4 separate regions of the Homo sapiens genome follow, and regions 1, 2 and 3 are each linked to region 4. Evidence: chromatin contacts called from ENCODE Hi-C or POLR2A ChIA-PET data. All regions are on one chromosome and are shown on one strand. Each heading gives the region's core, a stretch centred on a gene start or an enhancer-like site at or near the end of the contact. The rest is flanking DNA. Distances are from core to core; before and after follow the strand shown.

Region 1 (2,700 bases), core at 83-2,582, 160 kb before region 4:
ATTTAGTCGAGATCTCGCCACTGCACTCCAGCCTGGGCAACAGAGAAATACTCTGTCTCAAAAATAATAATAATAATAATAATAATAATAATAATAATACAAGAAAGTAATAGATCTCTTCCATAAATGTGCTAGGACAACTATCTGGATATCCACATGGAAAAGAATAATGTTGGATCCCTATGTCACACAATCAAAAATTTTATTTGCGAAAGTTTTTTTTAAAAAAAAAGAGAGAGAGAGAGACAAGAAAGGGAGACCGCGGCAGTGGGCGTTATTTTGTCGCTCAGGCTGGCTTGGAACCCGAGGCTCAGGGATCCTCCCGCCGCTGCTTCCTGAGTAGCTGGGACCTCAGGCTCCCGCCCCCGCGCCTCTGCTGTCTTTAAGCAGCAGGTGGTGACCTCACTCCTTCTCGGCCTGAGCACTCCGTCCGGCATTCCAGGCGGTGGCTTCAGGGAAGTCTCTGAAGCTGAGCACAGGGCGGAGTCTCCTTCCGGAGTGAATGGACAATAGAAAGGGAGAGGATATCTATCTGTTCTGTGGGACCTCAGCATGACATGGTACATACCGCCCAGGCAGGGCTTTGCATTTCACATTCTAGTTTGTATCCCTGTTCCAGACAATTACAGTGTAGCAGGACGAGTCGCAGACAAAACCTCTCAGACACCGAGTTGTAGAAGGAAGGGCTTTATTCAGCTGGGAGCATTGGCAAGCTACTGCCTTAAAATCCAAGCTCCCCGAGTGCACAATTTCTGTCCCTTTTAAGGGCTCACAACACTAAAGATTTCAGATGAAAGGATAGTGACTGATTGAGCAAGCAAGGGATACGTGACAGGGGCTGCATGCACCGGTGATCAGGGAGAGAGAGAACAGGGCAGGAGTTTCACCGTGTTCTTCTATACAATGTCTGGAATCTATGCCTAACATCAGCTTCTAAATCATAAGTTGATTTTTAACTACTGGGTTTAGGCCAGGCGGATCCAGGCCTGGTTTCGGGCCTGGCGCGGGGCTGCCTGTCTTTGGTTTTACTTCCTGTTGTTTTTACTGACTATAAAACAATATAAAACAATGTCAGAGGGTCTCTCTCTTCTCTCAACAGGGCTTTTGTATCATGCCTCAGACTTTCTGGCGCTCTCGCCTCCAAAACCTGAAAACAGAGACGCTGGGAGCGAGGCTGAGAGACGCGCAGATCCCGCCCCGGCCCTGCCCTCTGCCGGTTCTAAAAGGCAAGGTCTCTCCGCCTCGCGCCCCGCCCCTACCTCGCCCAGGCCCCGCCTACCTCCCACTTCCCGCCCAGGCCTGGCTTTTGTCCTGCGCGCGCAGATTAACGCAAACCCGGAAGCGGATCGGGTGGAGTGTAGGTCATATCGCCGCGGTGAGTTTTGCTCTGTGTTGTATTAAGTCTGCGCTAACTAGGTTCCCAGGGCTTCTGTCCCTGGGACGTGGGGTCCCCACAGACCTGGAAATTCTCCGGCGTCTTCCTTTGCCCAGAGCAAATTGAGACATCCCCGTGAGAGCCCGAGGGTCGCTTCCTTTTGGGTTTAAAGTCGTCCTGAGGCTGGTCTCGTCCCCGGTCTTTCTGCTATAGGTCAATGTATACACTTTCTGTTGCGTAGTTTTCCTGCTGAAAACCTTGTTCTGACTCCTCGCGCCCCGCGCTTTTTAAAGTCTTCACCCGCGATGTGGATTCTTGCCCAGGGCGCCTCCCAGCCTCCCCCTCCTCAGCCCCGGGAGCGCCGCGCCGCAGCCCCAGTCCCGGGGAGGCCGAGTCCTCTGCCAGGTCCTGGGATCCTGCAGACCCCATCCTGGTCCTAAGGCGCCGTCGCGCCCCCCCCCCCCGCCCCGCACCTTCCTCCTCATGCCGGGGCCTGCTGCTCCCCAGGTCTCCCCTCCGCAGTCACCGCTTTCATTGAACCTGCACTGGGGAGGTCCCAGGGGCCTGTCCTGCGGCACGGGGTATTCTTGCCTGCGGAGCTCCAGGGCGTGGAAAATGCGCTCCTCCGGGATGCAGGCGTCTTACTCCAAACCGTGTTGCGATTGTGTGGGCCAAAGGAATCAGGAGACAGAGAGCAGTAGAAAACCTGAGGCAGAGAAAAGAAGAATAAGAAAGGCCCATAACAGATGGCAAAATAGAGGATTGGTGAGGGATATGCCAAGAGATGGCAGAAGTGAAAAAAAAAAAAAAAAACCTAAGAAAGCAGGAGGAGAAAAGCAACCGGAGAAATGTAGAGAAAGGCTAGATAGATGTACAGAGAGATGAAGGATCACAAGGTAGGGGGAGTGGCAGCAAAGAGGGAGACTCATCAGAGTGAGGGAGAGAGGGAAGGATTTGGAGCCAGGGCAGACAGAGCAGAGTGGTGCTTGTGTCAAGGAGAACAGAGGGAGAACCACAGCAGAGAGGACAGCTGGGATCTGGGGAGACACAGAGTGGGGACAAGGGAGTATATCGGGGAAGATGGAATTTAACAGGGAGAGCAGAGGAGGCGCAGAGATGGGAGAAGAGGCAGAAATAGATGGAGATTGAGGACGATTGAAAGATTGGGGAGAAGGAGCAATAAGAGGTTAAATAAGTTGTGAGGATGGAGGAGAAGAGGTGGAAGAGAAGGAATAAAGGGAAGAAGGGGATGAATAGCAGGAGAGGAGAGGGGTACAAAATGAAGAGCAGAATCCCAGGGAAAAAGAAAAGAAAACAAGAGCTAG
Region 2 (2,700 bases), core at 33-2,532, 220 kb before region 4:
AAGGTGTCAGTGATATTGGGCAGCAGGGATTGTTCAGGGGCCACATCTGGATGCACATTTAGCTCTTTGTGGATCAGATCAGAGAATCTATGTATGAAAGTCATACATTAATGTATGCACTGGTATCTGTGTACTGGTATCTGGTAAATTCTGGAAAAGGAGACAAACTAGGGGAGATATTTCTTTTTCTTTTTCTTTTTCTTTTTTTTTTTTGAGACGTAGCCTCGCTCTGTCGCCCAGGCTGGAGTGCAGTGGCACGATCTTGGCTCACTGCACGCTCCGCCTCCCGGGTTCACTCCATTCTCCTGTCTCAGCCTCCCTAGTAGCTGGGATTACAGGCACCCACCACCACGCTTGGCTAATTTTTTTGTATTTTTTAGTAGAGATGGGGTTTCACTGTGTTAGCCAGGATGGTCTCGATCTCCTGACCTCATGATCTGCCCGCCTCAGCCTCCCAAAGTGCTGAGATTACAGGTGTGAGCCAGCGCGCCCGGTCTTGTTTTTGTTTGGGTTAGGCGGGCTCCTGTAGTTCCAGTTACTCGAAAGGCTGAGGCAGGAGAAGGGCGTGAACCCGGGAGGCGGAGCTTGCAGTGAGCCAAAATCGTGCCACTGCACTCCAGCCTGGGCGACACAGCGAGACTCCGTCTCAAAAAAAAAAAAAAAAAAAAAAAGTAAAAGAGCGAGAGAGAGATCAGGAAGAGGACCCTGCAGTTAGGGGGTGTTACTTTGTCGCCCAGGATGGCCTGGACCCCCAGGTTCAGGGATTCTCCCGCCGCTGCTTCCTGAGTAGCTGGGACCTCAGGCTTCCGCCTCGTGCCCGCATCCCTGCTGTGTTTAGGCAGCAGGTGGTGACCTCACTCCTCCCTGGCCTGAGCTCTCCGTCCCGCATCCCAGGCGGAGGCCCTAGGGAACACTTTGAAGCTGAGCACGGGGTGGACCCTCCCTCCTGAGTGAATGGAGAATAGAAAGGGAGAGGATTTCTGTTCTGTTCTGTGGGCCATCAGCATGAAATCGTATGTTCCGCCCTGGCAGGGCTTTGCATTTCACATTCTAGTTTGCATTCCCGTTCCAGATAATTCCAGGGCTTTTGAATCATGCCTCAGCCTTCCTGGCCGCTGTCGCCTCCAAAAACTCGAAAAACAGAGGCGCTGAGTGCGAGGCTGAGAAGCACAGGTCCCGCCCCGGGCCCTCCCTCTGCCGGTTCTAAAGGGCAAGGTCTCTCCGCCTGGGGCCCCGCCTCTACCCCGCCCAGGTCCAGCCAACCTGCCCCGGCCTGGCTTCAGTCCTGGGCGCGCACAAACCCGGAAGCGGATCGCGTGGAGTGAAGGTCCTACCACGGCGCGTGAGTTTTGCTCTGCCTTGGATTAAGTCTGCACTTCCCAGGTCCCCGGCGCTTCTGCCCCTGGGACGTGGGATCCCCACGGACCTGGAAATTCTCGCCTGTCTTCCCTTCACCCAGAGCAAATTGAGACGTCCCGGTAAGAGTCTGGAAGTTGCTTGCTTTTGGGTTTGAAGTCGCTCGGAGGCTGGTCCCGTCCCCGGTCTTTCTGCTATAGGGCAATGTATACACTTCCTATCGCGTATTTTTCCTGCTCAAAACATTTTTCTGACTATTCCCGCCCCGTGCTTTTTAAAGTCCTCACCCGCGAGGTGGATTCCAGCCCTGGGCGCCTCCCAGCCTCGCCCCAGTTGGCACCTGGAGCGCGGCGCCCCGGCCCCAGCCCCGGGGAGGCTGCGTCCTCTGCCTGGTCCTGGGATCCTGCAGGTCCCACCTTTGTCTTAGGGTGCCGTCGCCCACCACGTCCCTCCTGGTGCCGGGCCCTGCTGCTCCCCAAGTCTTCGCTTCCCCTGAGCCAGGGTTGGGGTGGGTCGCAGGGGCTTGTCCTATGATACCAGGTGTTCTTTCCTGTCCAGCTCCACCCCCTGGAAAATGCGCTTCTACGGGATGCAGGCGTCTTACTCCAAACCCGCCTGTGATTACTCCAAACCCGCCTGGGCCAAAGGGATCAGGAGATAGAGAGAGGGACTGAGAGAGCAGTAGAAAACCAGAGACAGAGAAAAGAAGAATGAGAAAGGCCCATAACAGATGGCAAAGTAGAGGATGGGTTAGGAATTTGCCAAGAGACAGCAAAAGTGAAAGAAAAAAAACTAAGAAAGCAGGAGGAGAAAAGCAACTGGAGAAATGTAGAGAAAAGCTAGATGTACAGAAAGATGAAGGACAGCAAGGTAGGGAGAGGGGCAGCAAAGAGGGAGGCTCACCAGAGTGAGGGAGAGGAGGAGGGATTTGGAGCCAGGGCAGACAGAGCAGAGTGGTGCTGGTGGCAAGAACAGATGGAGAACCACAGCAGGGAGGACACCTGGGGATCTGAGGTGCTGGAGAGTGGGGACAGAGGGGTATAACAGGGAAGAGAGAATTTAATAGGGAGAGCAGAGGAGACGGAGAGATAAGAGAAGAGGCTGTAATATATAGACATTGAGGAAGATTGAAAGATTGGGGAGAAAGAACAACAAGAGGTTAAATAAGGACCGGGCGCTGTGGGTCATGCCTGTAATCCCAGCATTTTGGGAGGCTGAGGCGGGTGGATCACCTGAGGTCCGGAGTTCGAGACCAGCCTGATCAACAGGGAGAAACCCCGTCTCTATTAAAAATATAAAATTAGCTGGGAGCGGTTGCACATGCCTGTAATCCCAGCTACTAGG
Region 3 (2,700 bases), core at 122-2,621, 200 kb after region 4:
AGTATAGTTAAAATAAGTTCCGGGATTAAAATCAAGAAACTGTCGCACATGTATCCCCATAACAGGTTACTATCCTTACAGCCATAGACTCACTATCATAACAGTGTAGAACAATTTTAAGGTCATGAAAATATATAAGATGTAATTTCAACTGTTAAAAGATATAAGACGTATATAAACTGATGATGCGCCTTTGATAAAAACAATAGACTTGCTCATCTGTGCACTCATCCACACACATCACATGTACACACTTATTCATATACATATATACATTCACACACATATACTCTAGTAAACATATATGTGACAACTGAAAGAGTTGTCTGTCAATAACCTCTTTTTTAGATATTTGTCTTTGTTCGTTTTTTAATGTGTCCAGGTTGCAGTGCAGTGGCTTATTCATGGCACACTACAGCCTTGAATTCCTGGCCTCAAATGACACCCTCTCCGAGTAACTCGAATGACAAGCGTGCACCACTGTGCCTGGCTGTCGTTGTTTTTGCAAATGTGCATTTCAGCATGTTTGCAACAATAAAAATGTATAAACTGTGCTCAATTCAGTTTATAAACATTATTTCAAACTATTTCAAAAAGTCAGACCATGTAAAAACATAGAAACGAGAATTCCAATCTCTATTAAATACCCGTACTGAAACATATGTTTCAAAAATTGAGATGGGGGTCTCACTATGTTGTCCAGAGTGGTCTCAAACTCCTGTGCTCAAGGAATTCTCCAGCCTGGGCCTCCGGAGAAGATGGAATTCCAGCCCCGGCCCATAAATATTAGGTTGGTGCAAAAGTGATCGCGGTTTGCCATTACTTTTGCACTAACCTAATTTTGTCCACTAAATATTTATTTAGGTGTTAGCAAAAGCCCAATGGAGGCTGAAACATCACAATCAGCAGTAAACATCAGATCGATTTCCTCTCATTTAAGGCACAGAAAAGGGGGCAGGCCTGTGAAAAGAGGGCGAGGCTTGGGGGACCGGAAAGACGTGGATCCATCTCGCGGGTGAGAACTTTACGCAGCGCGGGCCGTGTCTAGGGGTCACTGAAGGATTTGAAGCAGGCAAACTCCGCGACAGGAGCTGTCTACATGGCCCTGTGGTGAAAGACCGGGGACAGGACCAGCCTCCGAGCGATTTTAACACTCAGGGAAGCGACCGCCAGACTCTCATTAGAACGTCTGAGTTTAGTCGGGGTGGAGGGAGCGATGCGGGGATTTCAAGGTCTGTGTGACCCCTGAGATGCCGGGTACAGAAGCGCGAGGGGACTCAGCATCCCAGATTTAATCTAAACAAAGGGAAACTCACACGCCGCAGCATGACCGTCACTCCACGTAATCTGCTTCCGGGTCTCCAGGAAACTGCGCGCGCAGCTGAGAGGCGAGGCGAGGCCAGGCCCGGGTGGGATTGGGCGGAGCCTGCGCTTCCCTCCGCCTCGCTCCCAGCTCGTCTCGTTTTGGAGGCTAGACCTGCCGTGGAGACTGGAAGAACTCAGCTATCTGGAAATAGATTGTGTCCCGGCAGAGGGAAAGTTTGTTGATGATTAGATCCAGGAAAATTCCTGCTATTAAAATTAATTTTAAATCGGCTGTAGGGGCGCTCGCATGTGGTCCTAGCTACCCGGATGCTGAGGTGGGAGGATCGCTTGAGCCCATGAGGTGGAGGCTGCAGTGAGCCGAGGTCGTGCGCTGCACTCCCGCCTGGGCATGAGAGAGAAACCTTGCGCCTAATAAATACATAATCATAAATAACAAATTGGAAATAAATAATTAAAATAAATAAATATAAATGAATAATAAACACTAGTTTCCGGAATTTTAAAGTCCTTGAATTGTTTATGAAGGGGATGCAAATTAAAATATGAAATGCAAAACCCTGCCAGGGCGGAATGTGCAATTTCCTTTTTTTTTTTTTTTTTTTTTTGGAGACAGAGTTTCGTTCTTTTGCCCAGGCTGGAGTGAAGTGGCGCGATCTCGGCTCACTGCAACCTCCGCCGCCTGGGTTCAAGCGATTCTCCTGCCTCAGTCTCCCGAGTAGCTGGGATTACAGGCGCCCACCACCACACCGGGCTACTTTTTTGTACTTTTAATAGAGACAGGGTTTCTCCATGTTGGCCAGGCTGGTCTTGAACTCCTGACCTCGTGATCCGCCTGCCTTGGCCTCCCAAAATGTTGGGATTACAGGCGTGAGCCACCGCACCCGGCCAAGTTTTTTTTTTTTTTTCATATTTATATTAATCCTAGTGTATACCTGCCATTGTCTTATGGACATACTCAGGTCACAACTTTTTTTTTTTTTTTTTTTTTTTTTTTGAGATGGTCTCCCTCTGTCTTTCAGGCTGAAGTGCAGACAGCTCACTGACTGCAGCCTCGACCTCCTGGCATCAAGTGATCCTCCCATCTCAGCCTCCCAAGTAGCTGGGACTACAGGCACACGCCACAATGCCCAGTCCCATGTCACAAAATTTTGTCTCCAAACAGCACTCATTTATTTGTCCCCTAAAGTTTTCACCAGAGCAAAACAGGGAAGAAATGTATTAAACATAGAATTTGGAGGCAATGTAGGAAAAAAATGTAAAAATATATATACATACAAAAAATATAAAAATATACATGCTAGGTGTGAATTGTAACTAAGTTTCCAGTATGGGTAGTGGGTATCCCCGCCCCAGCCCTACCCTTTAGCAATCATG
Region 4 (2,700 bases), core at 142-2,641:
AATCAAGAATGCTTGGGTGGCCAGGTGCGGTGGCTCACGCCTGTAATTCCAACACTTTGGGAGGTCGAGGCGGGTGGATCACCTGAGGTCAGGAGTTCGAGACCAGCCTGGCCAACATGGTGAAACCCCGTCTCTACTAAAAATACAAAAATTACCTGGGCTCCATCCTCACGTCTTATTTAATCTCTTGTTGCTCCTTCTCCCCAATTCTTCGATCGTCCTCAATCTCCATATATTTCCGCCTCTTATCCCATCTCTGCATCTCTGCCGCTCTCCCTGTTAAATTCTCTCTTCTCTGTTTTACCCCCCGTCCCCACTCTCTAGCACCCCAGATCCCCAGGCGTCCTCCCTGCTGTGGTTCTCCCTCTGTTCTCCTTGCCACCAGCACCACTCTGCTCTGTCTGCCCTGGCTCCAAATTCCTCCTCTCTCTCTCTCTCTCTCTCACTCTGATGAGCCTCCCTCTTTGCTGCCCCTCTCTACCTTGCTGTCTGTCCTTCATCTCTCTGTACATCTAGCTTTTCTCTACATTTCTCCAGTTGCTTTTCTCCTCCTGCTTTCTTATCTTTTTTTTTTCACTTTTGCTGTCTCTTGGCAAATCCCTCACCCATCCTCTACTTTGCCATCTGTTATGGGTCTTTCTCATTCTTCTTTTCTCTGTCTCAGGTTTTCTACTACTCTCTGTCTCCTGATCTCTTTAGCCCACACAATCACAGGAGGGTTTGAAGTAAGACGCCTGCATCCCAGAGAGGCTCATTTTTCAGGGGTTGGAGCTAGGCAGGCAAGAACACACCGTGTCACAGGACTGGCCCCTGGCACCTCCCCAACGCTGGCTCAAGGAAAGTGGTGACTGCTAAGGGGAGACTTGGGGTGCAGCAAGGCCCAGCATGAGGCGGGAGGTGGGGTGCGACGACGCCTTCGGTGGGGTCCACAAGATCCCAGCACCAGGCAGAGAACTCGGCCTCCCTGAGACTGGGATCGCGACGTTTGCGCTTCAGGCGCCTAAAGGTTGAGACTGGGAGGCGCCCAGGCGGAAATACACATCTCGGGTGAGGACTTTGAAAAGCGCGGGGAGGGAGGAGTTAAAAAACGGTTTTGAGCACAGAAACTACGCGATAGGAAGTGTATACAGCGCCCTGTAGCAGAAAGACTGGAGACGGGAACAGCCTCAGGGCGACTTTAAACACAAAAGGAAGCGACTTCCGGATTCCCAGGGGAACGTCTGCATTTGCTCTGGTTGAAGGAAGATGGGCGAGAATTTACAGGTCTGTGGTGACCCCACGTCCCAGGTACGGAAGTGCCGGGGATATGGGGAGTGCAGACTTAATACAACACAGAGCAAAACTCACCGCCGCGGTGCGACCTTCACTCCACGGGATCCGCTTCCTGGTCTGCGCGGATGTGTGCGCACAGGACTAAAGCCAGGCCTGGGTGGAGCCAACGAGAAGGTGGGCGGGGCCTGATCGAGGTAGAGGCGGGGCCCCAGGCGGAGAGACCTTGCCCTTTAGAACCGGCAGAGGGCGGGGCCGGGGCGGGACCTGTGCGTCTCTCAGCCTCGCTCCCAGCGACTCTATTTTTCGGGCTTTGGAGGCGAGAGCGGTCAGGAAGGCTGAAGCACGATTCGAAAGCCCTGGAATTGTCTGGAACGGGGATGCAAACAAGAATGTAAAATGCAAAGCCCTGCCTGGGCGGAACGTACAATTTCATGCTGACGGCCCACAGAACAGAACAGAAATCCTCTCCCTTTCTATTCTCCATTCACTCAGGAGGGAGAGTCCACCCTGTGCTCAGCTTCAGAGACTTCCCTAGGGCCTCCGCCTGGGATGCGCGACGGAGTGTTCAGGCCAGGGAGGAGTGAAGTCACCACCTACTGCTTAAACATAGCAGGAATGCGGCCAGGTGGGCGGGAGCCTGAGGGCCAGAGGCGGGAGGATCACTGAGCCTGGGGGTCCAGGCCAGCCTGGGCGACAAAGTAACACACCCTCCCGCAGGGCTCCCCTCATCGTCTCTTTTAATTTTTAAAATAAAATTTTGATTGTGTGAGATAGGGATACAACATTATTCTTTTCCATGTGGATATCCAGTTAATTGTCCCAGCACATTTGTGGAAGAGATCTATTACTTTCTTTTTTTTCTTTTCTTTTTTTTTTTAAGACGGAGTATTTCTCTGTCGCTCAGGCTGGAGTGCAGTGGTGACATCTCGGCTCACTGCAGCCTCTGCCTCCTGGGTTGAAGCGATTCTCCTGCCTCAGCCTCCGGAATAGCTGGCATTACAGGCACAGGCCACCATGCCCGGCTAATTTTTGTATTTTGGGTAGAGACGGGGTTTCACCATGTTGGCCAGGCTGGTCTCGAACTCCTGACTTCAAGTGATCCGCCTGCCTCGGCCTCCTGAAATGCTGGGATTACAGGCGTGAACCACTGTGCCTGGCCCAAGAAATACTCTTCACTTCGCTCTTAAATGTTGAGAAAATACAATTGAAAACTAAAAAAATCTTCCCCTAAATGAGAAATCATCTTCACGACGATAACAGAGAAAGAAATAAAAACTATTTTATTAATAAATAGGCCTTAGACCAGCATGTGATGGGAAATAGAGGACAGTTGAGAGGTTGAAAAGAGAGAAAGAAACTTCACTGTTCTATACAACCCAAATACATGTTTTCAAGATAAACACTGATCAGTCCTCAGGGAAGAGGACT

Evidence for each region. A loop is a pair of places that touch in the nucleus more often than their neighbours do. ChIA-PET counts read pairs that join two places held with the same protein, here RNA polymerase II (POLR2A). Pooled maps may share reads with other maps.
Region 1: a loop to region 4 is called in a map of CD8-positive, alpha-beta T cell, with 8 times the contacts of the local background. The contact joins the promoter of ZNF611 here to the promoter of ZNF701 in region 4. A Hi-C loop is called at or near these places in 5 of 168 maps with a recorded cell type or tissue (CD4-positive, alpha-beta memory T cell, CD8-positive, alpha-beta T cell, ascending aorta and 1 more), 4 of 37 single-sample maps with no recorded cell type and 24 of 50 pooled maps. POLR2A ChIA-PET finds 5 or more read pairs at or near these places in 2 of 52 experiments (GM10248 and naive thymus-derived CD4-positive, alpha-beta T cell).
Region 2: a loop to region 4 is called in a map of B cell, with 16 times the contacts of the local background. The contact joins the promoter of ZNF600 here to the promoter of ZNF701 in region 4. A Hi-C loop is called at or near these places in 1 of 168 maps with a recorded cell type or tissue (B cell), 2 of 37 single-sample maps with no recorded cell type and 9 of 50 pooled maps.
Region 3: a loop to region 4 is called in a map of cardiac septum, with 2.4 times the contacts of the local background. The contact joins the promoter of ZNF880 here to the promoter of ZNF701 in region 4. A Hi-C loop is called at or near these places in 1 of 168 maps with a recorded cell type or tissue (cardiac septum), 2 of 37 single-sample maps with no recorded cell type and 9 of 50 pooled maps. POLR2A ChIA-PET finds 5 or more read pairs at or near these places in 1 of 52 experiments (naive thymus-derived CD8-positive, alpha-beta T cell).

What each region holds. Positions count from the first base shown.
Region 1 is chr19:52,733,676-52,736,375 of GRCh38, reverse strand. ZNF611 (zinc finger protein 611) reads left to right here and starts at 1,332. Exons shown (of 6, transcript NM_001161499.2): 1 at 1,332-1,375. LOC124904760 (a long non-coding RNA gene) reads right to left here and starts at 2,345. Exons shown (of 2, transcript XR_007067328.1): 1 at 1,916-2,345; 2 at 672-1,582. RefSeq lists enhancers at 917-1,046, 359-1,344 and a silencer at 1,227-1,296.
Region 2 is chr19:52,785,373-52,788,072 of GRCh38, reverse strand. ZNF600 (zinc finger protein 600) reads left to right here and starts at 1,282. Exons shown (of 6, transcript NM_001321866.4): 1 at 1,282-1,478. RefSeq lists a silencer at 1,124-1,273 and enhancers at 606-1,463, 1,464-2,322.
Region 3 is chr19:52,368,594-52,371,293 of GRCh38, reverse strand. ZNF880 (zinc finger protein 880) reads right to left here and starts at 1,371. Exons shown (of 4, transcript NM_001145434.2): 1 at 1,317-1,371. The coding sequence starts at 1,328. RefSeq lists enhancers at 930-1,069, 1,270-1,379, 1,390-1,689.
Region 4 is chr19:52,568,978-52,571,677 of GRCh38, reverse strand. ZNF701 (zinc finger protein 701) reads right to left here and starts at 1,391. Exons shown (of 4, transcript NM_018260.3): 1 at 1,348-1,391. RefSeq lists enhancers at 354-962, 1,123-1,372, 2,182-2,700.